Regions from separate parts of the Mus musculus genome. Here all the other regions are linked to region 2. The links are chromatin contacts, found by Hi-C or POLR2A ChIA-PET in ENCODE. All regions are on one chromosome and are shown on one strand. Each heading gives the region's core, a stretch centred on a gene start or an enhancer-like site at or near the end of the contact. The rest is flanking DNA. Distances are from core to core; before and after follow the strand shown.

Region 1 (3,621 bases), core at 662-3,161, 56 kb before region 2:
GCTGGGGGAGCAACTCTGACAGGTCTTGAGCCCTTTGCTGTCTGCACACAAAGTATCCTGCTGAGTGGAATAGTCAGAGGTAGTTATGCATGAGGAAACTGAGGCCCAGAGAAAGGGACTAGCCCACAGTCATAGCTCACAAGTAACTGCTGCTTCTTCCGGGTTCTCATCTCTGGGGAAAATTCATGAAGCAGGTTGTCTTCATACTGTCCCATGGCCCAGCAACAGTGACCAATGAGGAACCAAGAGAAAGGCCTCTGCTTAGGGGCTCATTAAGGAAGTGATGTGACTACTTCCTAGTGTGTGAAGCAGGGACCTGAGCCATGGACCAGTTAACTAAGGACACTCCACTTTGTCCTTCCTCTCCCTCTGCCTCCACCATGCTGCTTACCAAGCATGATGGCCCCCACAGCACACGCCTGTGCCGCCACTCTGGTGTGAATCAGATGGATGGAGAGCTTGGTAGAACCCCGAGCCTTCAGCCGGTAAATCCTGTATGCTGCTATCACCAGGCAGCCTGCTACACCTGTGGGCAGAGAATGCGATCACTGGGCATGTGTCCAAGTCCAAGGTCCCTTGGCTCCCCTCGGGGCAGTGCAGGTTGGGTAGCAGGCACTGAGTAGATTCTTTGATGCAGCTGTGATCCTCATGATGACCCTTCCCCATATGCTGGTAGTTCGTTGTCATGACTACACTGCCGCCACCTCCACCCACTCCTGGCTTCCACCTTTTTGTATACATTTTCATATTCTAGCGCCTGGAAGGAAAACTGAGGCAATCCCAGGTTGCAAAAATGACCCCCTATCCGGAGGCTGCTGTTAGCACCTTGTTGCCCGGTGCCACCACCACCCATCCAGACTCTTTAATTGTACTGTTCCTTGTGTAGTGGGTGGACCACTTGAGTTCTCTGACCAGTGCCTCATTCTTTAAAAGGAACAAGAGACGTGAAGTCCCAGAGAGGAGGCCTCCACCCCAACCCTGTTCTTCCCCTACTCACCTATAGGCACCAGTGGAGACTCCCTGGTCTTCCTTAGGAACTTCTTGGACAGGTTGTCCTCACCCTCAGGTGGCACCCACCAGCCCTTGTTAGCAGACATGATCCTGGATCCAGATGTTAACAGCTGTGTGCCTAGGCTTTAGCCCACTTCTAGAAGAGGATAGCCCACAATAAGGACTCTGACTTTTAGTCTTCAGGTCCTGACCATGTCCAGCACAACCTGCACTTGAAAAGATACCCCTCTGGGTGTTCTCTTGCAAGGGTTTGGGCTGCTCGAAGCTACCGTCCTCGTGTCCGTGACATCTGCCTCTCCTCTGGTTCATCTGACTTTACTGTTCCGCTTGCTTCCTGCTCTCGGTTTGCATCCCGATGGGTGTGATCCTCTGGCCAAGAAAAACAGCTGGAAAAATCCAGAGTAGACTGGAACAGTCTTTGAATCTTGGGGCCCTCTTGGTCATGGATCTGTTGATAGTTGCTCCTAAGGGAGCTACAGAGCACGATCTGGCTCTGGGGATCCAGAGCTGTCCCTGACAGACGCAACACTGGTTAACCAGACCACTAGAGCAGATGCAAATGGCAAGACATTGATATATTTTGCACCTAAGACTAAAGGAACAAATTCTGGTCCTCAAACTGCTTGCCAACTTCTGCCTCCTTCCTGACCTCCTTACAAACCCCTAAAAATGTCTCTTCTGATCATAGCTACAGTCCCAGTCCTCAGAGGAGGGGTACAGTAGGAAGCCCTCTGAGGCCAATCCCAGGATAAAGACTGAGCCAGCTCCTTCAGCATGCCCGTGCTTACCGTACTCGATAGATGGCTAGAAAGTGGAGAATGAACAGCCAGACCAAGGCTCAGCATCCGCTGCTTTGAATCAATAAAAAGCCAATGCCAGAGTTGTCACTATGGGGTCAGGGAAGCAGTGTCTTTGAAGTTATGACAGCAGGAAGGAGAGAGAACGGCATCAGTCTTAAATGCACACACCACACACACACACACACACACACACACACACACACACTGAGCACCACACACACACTGAGCACCACACACACACACACACACACACACACACACACACACACACACACTGAGCTCCAGAGGTAGCAAAGTAAGGTTAGACCTGATAGAGGAGAGACCTTAACTGCTATAAGCCCGTTGGTGCACATGTGAACACTGCTGTGGAGGACTAGAGAAGCAAAGATGGACGGGACTCCTGGGTCCTCCCCCACGTTAAACTCCTATGAGCGATGTGGAGTCTAAGATGTTTCAGTTGTAGGGCTTTCTGACCTTAGTCTTGATCCCCTTCAGAACTGTACCTGGAACCTCAGCTACTTAGGAAGCTGAGATGAGAGGGTTGCAGATTTAAAGGTAGCCTGGCTAGAGTGAGTTCAGGACTAGCCTGGACAATTTATGAGACTGTCTCAAAAAAATAGGTGTGTTGGTGCACACCTTAATGCCAGATCTCAGGAAGCAGAAAGCAAGTGAGTTGCTGTGAGTTCCACGCCAGCCAGGGCAACATACCCACTGTCTCAAAAAATAATAAACCCAGATGGTGGTAGTGCATGCTTTTAATCCCAACACTCATAGGCAGAGGCAGGTGGACCGCTGAGTTCGAGGCCAGCCTGATCTACAGAGAGAGTTCCAGGATAGTAAAGGCTACACAGAGAAAAATGTTGAAAAGAGGTGAGGAAGGCTTAGGGTACAGCTCAGGGGTAACGTACTTAGCCAGTGGGCAGCCCTAGGTTCAGCCCCAGTTGGAAGGAGTTCGGAGAATCAAAGGATCTTTTTGTTGTTTTCGTCTAAGACAGGGTCTCAATGTACAGTCTTGACTGGCTTGGAACTCATTGTGTAGACCAGGTTGGCCTACAACTCACAGTGATCCACTTGCCTCTGCCTCCCAAATGCTGCCCCACCACACCCAGCAGGGATCGGGGACTTTTCTCAGTGGTTTGCAACAACTGGAATACTGCTTACTCCGTCTTCCTGACAGACACAAGTGTGAATCTGCCTAGACCAGGTATTTTGTCAGTCACAGAAGAAGGTTCTGTGCTTCTGAGAGAGCAAATTACTTGTCCAAAGATGCATAGCTAATAATAAGTCGTGCTGTCATGATCTGTCCCATGTCTGGCTGCCTCCAGGGGACTGACTGATCAGAAACCCTTTATTGAGACTGAAGCATGGATGGTCCATCCTGGCATCCCTGACTAGAAGAAGCTGCAGCTGTTGTTTAGCCCGTGGGGACAGAGCAGGATGCACTGAGAAGGGCCCCTTCCTCCCAGGCCTTAGTCCCTTCTGTACATCACGTAGCCTCTCTGCGCATGCATATGTGCGCGTGTGTTCCCAGAGGGGCCTTTTTGGCACTAGAAAGATGTCCAGCAGCTGATGTCCCTCTTTTCTCTCCCTGACGCTCACTGCTCTATGAAGAGGCTCAAGGTCACACCAAATCCCCAGGGCCTGCACATATCCCCAGTGTCCATGAGAACTCTCCTCTCAGATGTTCACACACACGCACATGCACACGCGCGCACACACACACCCTCCTGTGTTGCCTCTTCAGAGCCCCAGCCTGGCCTGAGTTCTCAAGAGATGCAGGGTGTAAGCTACAGGAAGGGACATGGAAGTA
Region 2 (3,126 bases), core at 397-2,896:
CTCGCCCAGAAGTCCCACCTGAGGAGTACTGAGTAGTTGAAGGAGGGAGATGGAGACACAGTATGGGAGGTGATCCAAACAGGACTTTTTTTTTTCTTTCTTCTTTCTTTCTTTCTTTCTTTCTTTCTTTCTTTCTTTCTTTCTTTTTTTTTTTTTCCGAGACAGGGTTTCTCTGTATAGCCCTGGTGTCCTGGCCTCAAACTCAGAAATCCACCTGCCTCTGCCTCCCAAGTGCTGGAATTAAAGGCGTGCACCACCACGCCCAGCCCAAACAGGATTTTTAATCTGTATTTTTTTTTCCGTTCTTTGAGACAGGGTTTCACTACGTAGTCCTGACTGACCTGGAACTCACTGTGTAAAGAAGGTGGTGACCCTGCTTGTCTTCCAGAATGGAGTGCCCGTGCCCTCTGCCTGCCCTGGCTATCTGCCTGCCGGCTGCCATGCTCATCACCTTCTGGGACATCGAACAAAAGCTGGGAACCAAGAAAGGGTTAAGCAGGGAGACGGATGATCTGAGAGACAGGAACCATGGAGAAAGTTAAAAATAGGATGCTCCAGCCCAGAGCAAGGAAGCGGGGTGAGCCTCGGCTGTCGGGGCTGACTGTCGGGTTTGGGGATGGCTTGTGCCCTTCTCCTGTGCACTGGATGGGAAGAAGTTGCCGTGGGCCTCCAGAGATGCATCGCTGAGATATTCTTTGTCCTGGGGGTATGAGACAGCCAGAGAGCAGAGGACAGGCAGATTGAGAGTGTAGGTTAGATGTGACCCCGCACCCTATTTCTGCTTATGAACCCAGGTAGCTACAATACTGGACCAGTTGCCAGTACCTGCAGCCTGATGGGGTTTCTCCTGTCTTTCCCCCTCTTTTTTCTCCCTCACCCACTGCTTCCCTCCAGTCTCCTCTCAGCGGATTGGCACCTCCCGTGGCTCTCCACAACCATTTCCCCAAACTAACTGCCTCCCAAGTAGGAATACAGCAGGAGGTTCCAGGTTCATACTTGGCCTTTTGGCTAGTGATGGTTCTATCTCAGCCCACTGTCACCCTGCCAAGGATCAAGGGAACAAAGGTAAGTGTCAGTCAAGTCCCAAGGCTTCTCTGGCTTCATAGGCCCCCTCCTGCCTGCTCCCACCATCTCTAATTTTACTGGTTGGGAACCAGGCAGTGTCTTTGTGGCGACTGTGAGGAAGGGTGGACCTCGCCTCCGCCCACTGCCCGTTTCCTCACTTACTGAGGGAAACCACACCCCTTCCTCCTGCTTCCCCAACTGTCCTAGGTGCTCTTGTTCTCTGCAGCCGAGTTGTCACAACTCCAGAGTCTGGACAGCAAGGACTGACTCAGAGCGATCACTTACAGAGAGAGAGAGAGGAGAGACATGGGTTGGTGTGAGCTCAATGGAAGCCCAGAATGTGATCTTTAATCTTTAATGTGGGCCCCGGGCCCTGCCTCCCCAACCCAGCCCAGATGACATATTTACAGGATGCGGAGGGACCCAGGTCTGGGCCAGGTGAATGCAGCCCCCCTCCTCTCTTTCTTTCCTAGGTGCTGCCAGGCCAGGCACTGCTAGGGTGGGGCAAGGGGATGCAGGAAGTTGGACGCCTCGGGTGGACTGGCCACAGGAAGTCTTGTGTTCTTCACCAAGGACACGAGGACACACATGGTCATGCCCTTGTATGCAGAGGCCTTCACAGTGGTGCAGAGGCGTGGATTCACATGTCTGCACCCAGGTGCACTGCCACCTGTGTGTGCATGTGCCACCTGATGGAGGTCTCGAGGTATCCCAGCAACAATGCAAAATGCAGCCTTTCCCCTGACCTCAGCTAGTGGGGCTGGTGGCCTGCATCTGTCCTGTTGTCACTAGGACAGTGGCACCTGGGGCTCAGCACTGAGGACCCCACTGTGGCCAACACCATCTGGCTACCCCCAAAGCTGCCAGTGGGCCGTAGGCTCCAAGGTGCCGGCCACTGGGTTGGTTTAGATAAATGAAGCCATTTTCTCCATTAGCCTTCCTTGAAGAGTCCTCAGAAATAGGAGGTACACAAACGGGTAACCCTCTGTCTCTGGGGTACCTAGAACTACTACTTAGCCTGAGTGGGGTGTCCCCTAGAAGGGGCTTCCTTACATTGTGGTTTTCGTCCATAAGAGAGCCTGCTCTATCTTGCCCCGCCAGCTCTTAGGGCATGGAGCCAGAGCGTGTGTGTCTCACATAGGGTTGTGAAGGCTGGCCCTGCTGGACTGTGGGAGGGCTGAGCAGCTCTGCCAGCCTTGGTCCAGCTCTCAGGCTGGGCGGCAGCAAGGACCAGTCAGGAGGGCAGACAGGAACATCTGTAAACTTACTACTCAGCCCTAGACTACAGGTGAATAAAACTTGTGACGGGGGTGGGTATGGATTGAGGACTTGAGAATTTTCCTAGTCACCTATAACCATCCACGAGGCCTGCCCTTTCCCCATCTCCTCATACACATCACAGGCACTAACCCTGGGGCACAGGGCCACCCCTGGTTCTCCCTACTGAGAGTCCTCCCTGCTACGATAGCCTGCTCCAGAACAGCCAGGCCACATCAGGGGGCACCTGAACCCTGAGACAGCCCCAGAATCACCCTTCTTGAAAGGGGAAAGGTGGAGTTTTATTTTAGGGACTATATTTTTCTATACCCCCGAATGCATGCACCCTGGCAGGGACAGGATGGTCAGTTTGGAATCGAAGACAGTCTGGGACAGAGTCCCATGAGCTAGGCAGTGGGCACGGGACAGGCAGCTTTGGTTTGAATCAGCACTCTGACTTCTACTAAGCTGGGCAGAGGTGGGGCAAGCAGGGCTGCCCTGCCCCAGCTGGGTTCCCTGACAGGATTCGTTTGGGCCTCCCAGGGAGGGATGTGGGAGGTCTCAAGGCCTCGGGCCCAGGAGGCCCTCCTGTAAGTGTCAAAACATCCCTACAATTGCCCCCTGGCCCCAAGCAACCCAAAGGTTACATTCATCAGTTAAGATTAAGTAGTAAAACAAAAGAGAGAGAGAGAAAGAGAGAGAGAAAGAGGGAGAGAGAGAGAGAGAGAGAGAGAGAGAGAGAGAGAGAGAAAATGTAGATCAGCCCCTTCCCGTGAGGTCCAGGGGAGCTACTCCCCTGGTTCC
Region 3 (3,580 bases), core at 1,036-3,535, 39 kb before region 2:
CACAGAACTAGCCCCGCCCCCAAATCCCACCACGCCCCTTTCAGGGCACTGTTCTGCATAGCAGGTAACTTCAATTCTCACTTAGCAGCATAGACTCCTTTTGCCCGTTTTCAAACTATATATAAACGGAAACTCCTTATGAGGTTATATGATTCAGCTTGGTTTATTCTCAGTGATGTACATTCTACCATTGTATGATTATAGTAGTGTTTATCTGTTCTGTGGCTGATGGGTAATTAGAGTTTTTTTTTTTTTTCTTTTTGGCTGTTAAACTATCCCACACATATTTTGGTGAACACCTGTAGGCATTTCTGTAGAAGTTAGTCAAATGATGTCTTTTTTCTCTTAGAGGAGGGGGGCCAGAATTAAACCCAAGACCATATGCATCCTGGGTAAGAGCTCCACTGAGCTATGCCCCAGCCCCAACAGGTTTTTCTCATTCATATTCTCATGTATTTAAAAGTTCTTCACATTTGCCACTAGAAGAACTAGAGAAGTCATGTTGGGAAAGGCTGGCTGGGGAGAACTTTTGATACTCAGAGGCCAAGCCGTTTAAGGAACGGAAAAGGCTCAAGCAGCTGAGCGGGAGGGTGTAGGTTCTCAATAAACCAAATGTGGATCAGAAATGGCTATCCCATAAAACCAGAGGCTCATGGTTGGCCATGGTGTCCCTTACCTCTACTCCTAGCACTTAGGAGGTAAGAGCTGGGGAATCCCTCTGAGTTCCTGAGCAGTCTGATCTACATAACAAGCTCTAGGACAGCCAAGGTGACCCCATCTCAAAAAACAAAGAAGCAAACAAAAATAAAGGTTCAGAGCACAGCACAGTGGGGGTGGTGTCTGCCTTAGACCCCGCCTCCTGAGACAAAGGCAGGAGCATCAAGACTTCAAAGCTAGCTCTCAGCCACAGGTCGAGTCTGAGATCAGCCTGTGCTATAATGGGACTTCGTTTCATAAAAAATCAAACAAAATATCAAAAATGAAACATGAGGCTCAAAGTGAGCACATTCTTTGATTTTTAGAGAGAAGCCAAAAAAAAAAAAAAAAAAAAAGGATTTAAAAATTTGGGCACTTTCCTAAAAAAAAAAAAAAAAAAAACCACACACATCATAGCAACCAAACAAAATTTCGGAGGGTGTGGGTAGGCAATGGACCATCCCTTTTCATCCCAACCTGTGACCTAGCTTCGGGAGAAATTTGATCCACAAGTCGCCTCACTTGTTAGTGTTTAATTTCATCCCTGTCCAGGGGCAAAACTTTTAAAAAGCCTATCCATTTGTAATTCTAGAGTACAGGAATGGCCCTCCCCTCCCATCTCTTTGGTAAACTGCCTTTCACCACCCAGTCTCAATCTCGTTAAAGTATTTAGGGGAATTTCTCGTTTCTTTTTTAATAAAGATTTATTTTTTATTATTTTTAATTATGTGTCTCTGGGTCTATGTGTAGGTATGTGCACATCGATATAGGTGCCCCGAGAGAGTCGGATCCTCCAGAGGCTGGAGTTACAGGTGGTTGTGAACCACACAACGTGGGTGTAGAAGATTCTCTGCAACAGTAGTACAAACTGCATAGCCGCTGAGCCGTCTCTCCCGCTAGTTTTCCTTTTCTTAACCCGCAGTTTCGGCCAGGGGAATTCCTGTCCATGTGCATTTCAAGTCTTGTAATTGGGATCCCGCTGGGATGCAAGGAGTTAAGAGGAAATGGCCTATTAGGGTCTTACTAATCCGAGAAATCCAGGACCTCAAAACTATGCAGAACGCCTGTAAAAACCATGATTCCACCAGGCGGGGATGGTTGGCCGAGAAGCCCCGGAGGTTTTTCGAGCAACTGCAGAGCAGAGCCTAGAACGGCCATGAGCATCCCGAGATCCGCTGGACCAAGGCCCTGACCTAGCGCACGAGATAACGGTGGAGCTCTGCGGTCCGACCCTGGAAACTCAGGTGAGGCGTGTCTCCATCACGCTGTCACTGGCCGGCTCCTCCGGGGAATCACGCCACAGGAAATGAGCCCGCGGCGCTCGAAGTCAGCCGCCCACCGGGGCTCCCCGCGCAGGGGTCCTCCCGCCACCGCGCGCCCCGCCGCGTACGGGACCGCCCGGGAACGCGCGCGGCCGGTCACGGAAAGTTGGCGCCGGCGCGGGGCCGCGCGCTCCGGGCGCCCCCTCCCACTCGAGGCGCACGTGCAGCCGCGCCCCCGCTCCCAGGCCGAGACGGGACGCCCCCACCCCCACCGCGGCACGCAGTGCGCAGGCGCCTCCCCGCGGGTCCCGGCGGCGGGAGCGGGAGAGAGGGAGGCGGCGGGCGCGGCCGGAGCGGCTTCAGCCTCGGCTTGAAGGCTGAGGCGAAGGAGGCGGCGGCGGTGGCGGCGGCGGCGAGGCGGCGAAGGTGATGGCGACGCGGGGCCCATGAGGCGGCGGCCGGCGGGACGGGCCGAGGCCCGGCGGAGGAGGCGGCTTCGGGGGCGCCCACCGCCGGGTGAGCGGCGGCTTGAGGGGCCCCGGGCCGGGCGCGGCCGGGCGAACTCTGAGGCGCCTCGAAAGCGGCGGCGGCGGCGGGCCGGGTTCCTGGGGGCGGCAGGGCGGGAAGGAGCGCCCGCCGAGCCCCGAGGGGCGTCGCCACCCGCGTCCCGCCGCCGGCGCGCCCGCCCTCTTTGTCCCCAGGCGCGCGGTTCCCAAATTGGGAGGGAAACGGCTCGGGCGGGCCGGGAGCGGGCGGCGGTGCTCCCGCAACTCCTCGGGGCGGTTGGGGGACCCGGCCGGGCTGGCGCTGGGCGGGCTCGTCTTTGTCTGACGGCCTGGGCCGCTCTTCGGCGGCGTGCTGCGGGCTCCGGCGGGTCCTCTGTCCCCCTCGGAGGTTTCTTTTTCCCCCCTTTTTTACTGGAGGTTTGGTTCGAGCGCTGCGGAGCGGGAGAGGGGCTGGCGGGAGGACCCGGCCCGTCGCCTCTTGCTGGACGCCTTTTCTTTACTTGAGATGACTTTATTCTCACTTCGGAAAACTTTGGAGCTCTGCTGTGGCCTTTTTTTTTTTTTTTTTAATTGTTCTTCGTTGAGTCTCCAGATTGAAAATAGAGAGGAGGCGCTAATGCTGTGATTGGGCTGGCTGCCGCGTTTGGAGTTTCGAGTTGAAAAGATTTACATGACCCATGTTTAGAATTTGGGGTCCTCCCCCGCCGGTCCCCGCTTTGCGGATTATTTGGGATTGCTTTTCTTTTGCGAAGTGGGATGAGTTTGGTTTTTGTCATTTGAAGACATTTTCCTTTTGGTCCTCGGGGACTGGCAACGCCACAGATTTCATTGTGCTCGGGCTTTATTTTGTTCTCGTCCACACTAGGTGCAATCGAGGAACTCAAGGTAGACCAAATTCTGGATAAGTTATCTTGTATGTGTCTTAAGTCTAAAAGTTATTGCTTTTGTTGTGCACCCTTACAAGTGGATATATGTGAAAGCGCTGTACAAAAAGCCTTGTAAACGAAAGACTTTAGTTCTGTTAGGCAGAAATCATTTTGTCTGTAGTACATGAGTAACTGTAGGAAGAGGATTAATAATGTAATTTGGGGATTAATCCTTCCCCCTTGTAAACAG

Evidence for each region. A loop is a pair of places that touch in the nucleus more often than their neighbours do. ChIA-PET counts read pairs that join two places held with the same protein, here RNA polymerase II (POLR2A).
Region 1: a map of T-helper 17 cell shows a loop between it and region 2 (2.1-fold over the local background). The contact joins the promoter of Higd1b here to the enhancer-like site in region 2. A Hi-C loop is called at or near these places in 7 of 37 maps with a recorded cell type or tissue (CH12.LX, Patski, T-helper 17 cell and 4 more). POLR2A ChIA-PET finds 5 or more read pairs at or near these places in 4 of 5 experiments (Patski and embryonic stem cell).
Region 3: a loop to region 2 is called in a map of heart, with 5 times the contacts of the local background. The contact joins the promoter of Gjc1 here to the enhancer-like site in region 2. A Hi-C loop is called at or near these places in 16 of 37 maps with a recorded cell type or tissue (Patski, adrenal gland, gastrocnemius and 2 more). POLR2A ChIA-PET finds 5 or more read pairs at or near these places in 4 of 5 experiments (Patski and embryonic stem cell).

Annotation. Positions count from the first base shown.
Region 1 is chr11:102,834,139-102,837,759 of GRCm38, reverse strand. Higd1b (HIG1 domain family, member 1B) reads right to left here and starts at 1,911. Exons shown (of 4, transcript NM_001357580.2): 1 at 1,800-1,911; 2 at 998-1,147; 3 at 392-526. The coding sequence starts at 1,097.
Region 2 is chr11:102,778,513-102,781,638 of GRCm38, reverse strand. It overlaps Adam11 (a disintegrin and metallopeptidase domain 11), which reads right to left. Exons shown (of 27, transcript NM_009613.3): 27 at 1,377-3,126. Among named protein-coding and RNA genes, the nearest start is that of Adam11, 19 kb to the right of the region's middle. Within about 2 kb of position 1,646, at least 3 of the 3 ENCODE cell types and tissues checked have a DNase peak (open chromatin) inside an H3K27ac peak, as active enhancers do; they include gastrocnemius, heart and left cerebral cortex, where a contact is called at or near this core.
Region 3 is chr11:102,817,864-102,821,443 of GRCm38, reverse strand. Gjc1 (gap junction protein, gamma 1) reads left to right here and starts at 2,285. Exons shown (of 3, transcript NM_001159382.1): 1 at 2,285-2,474.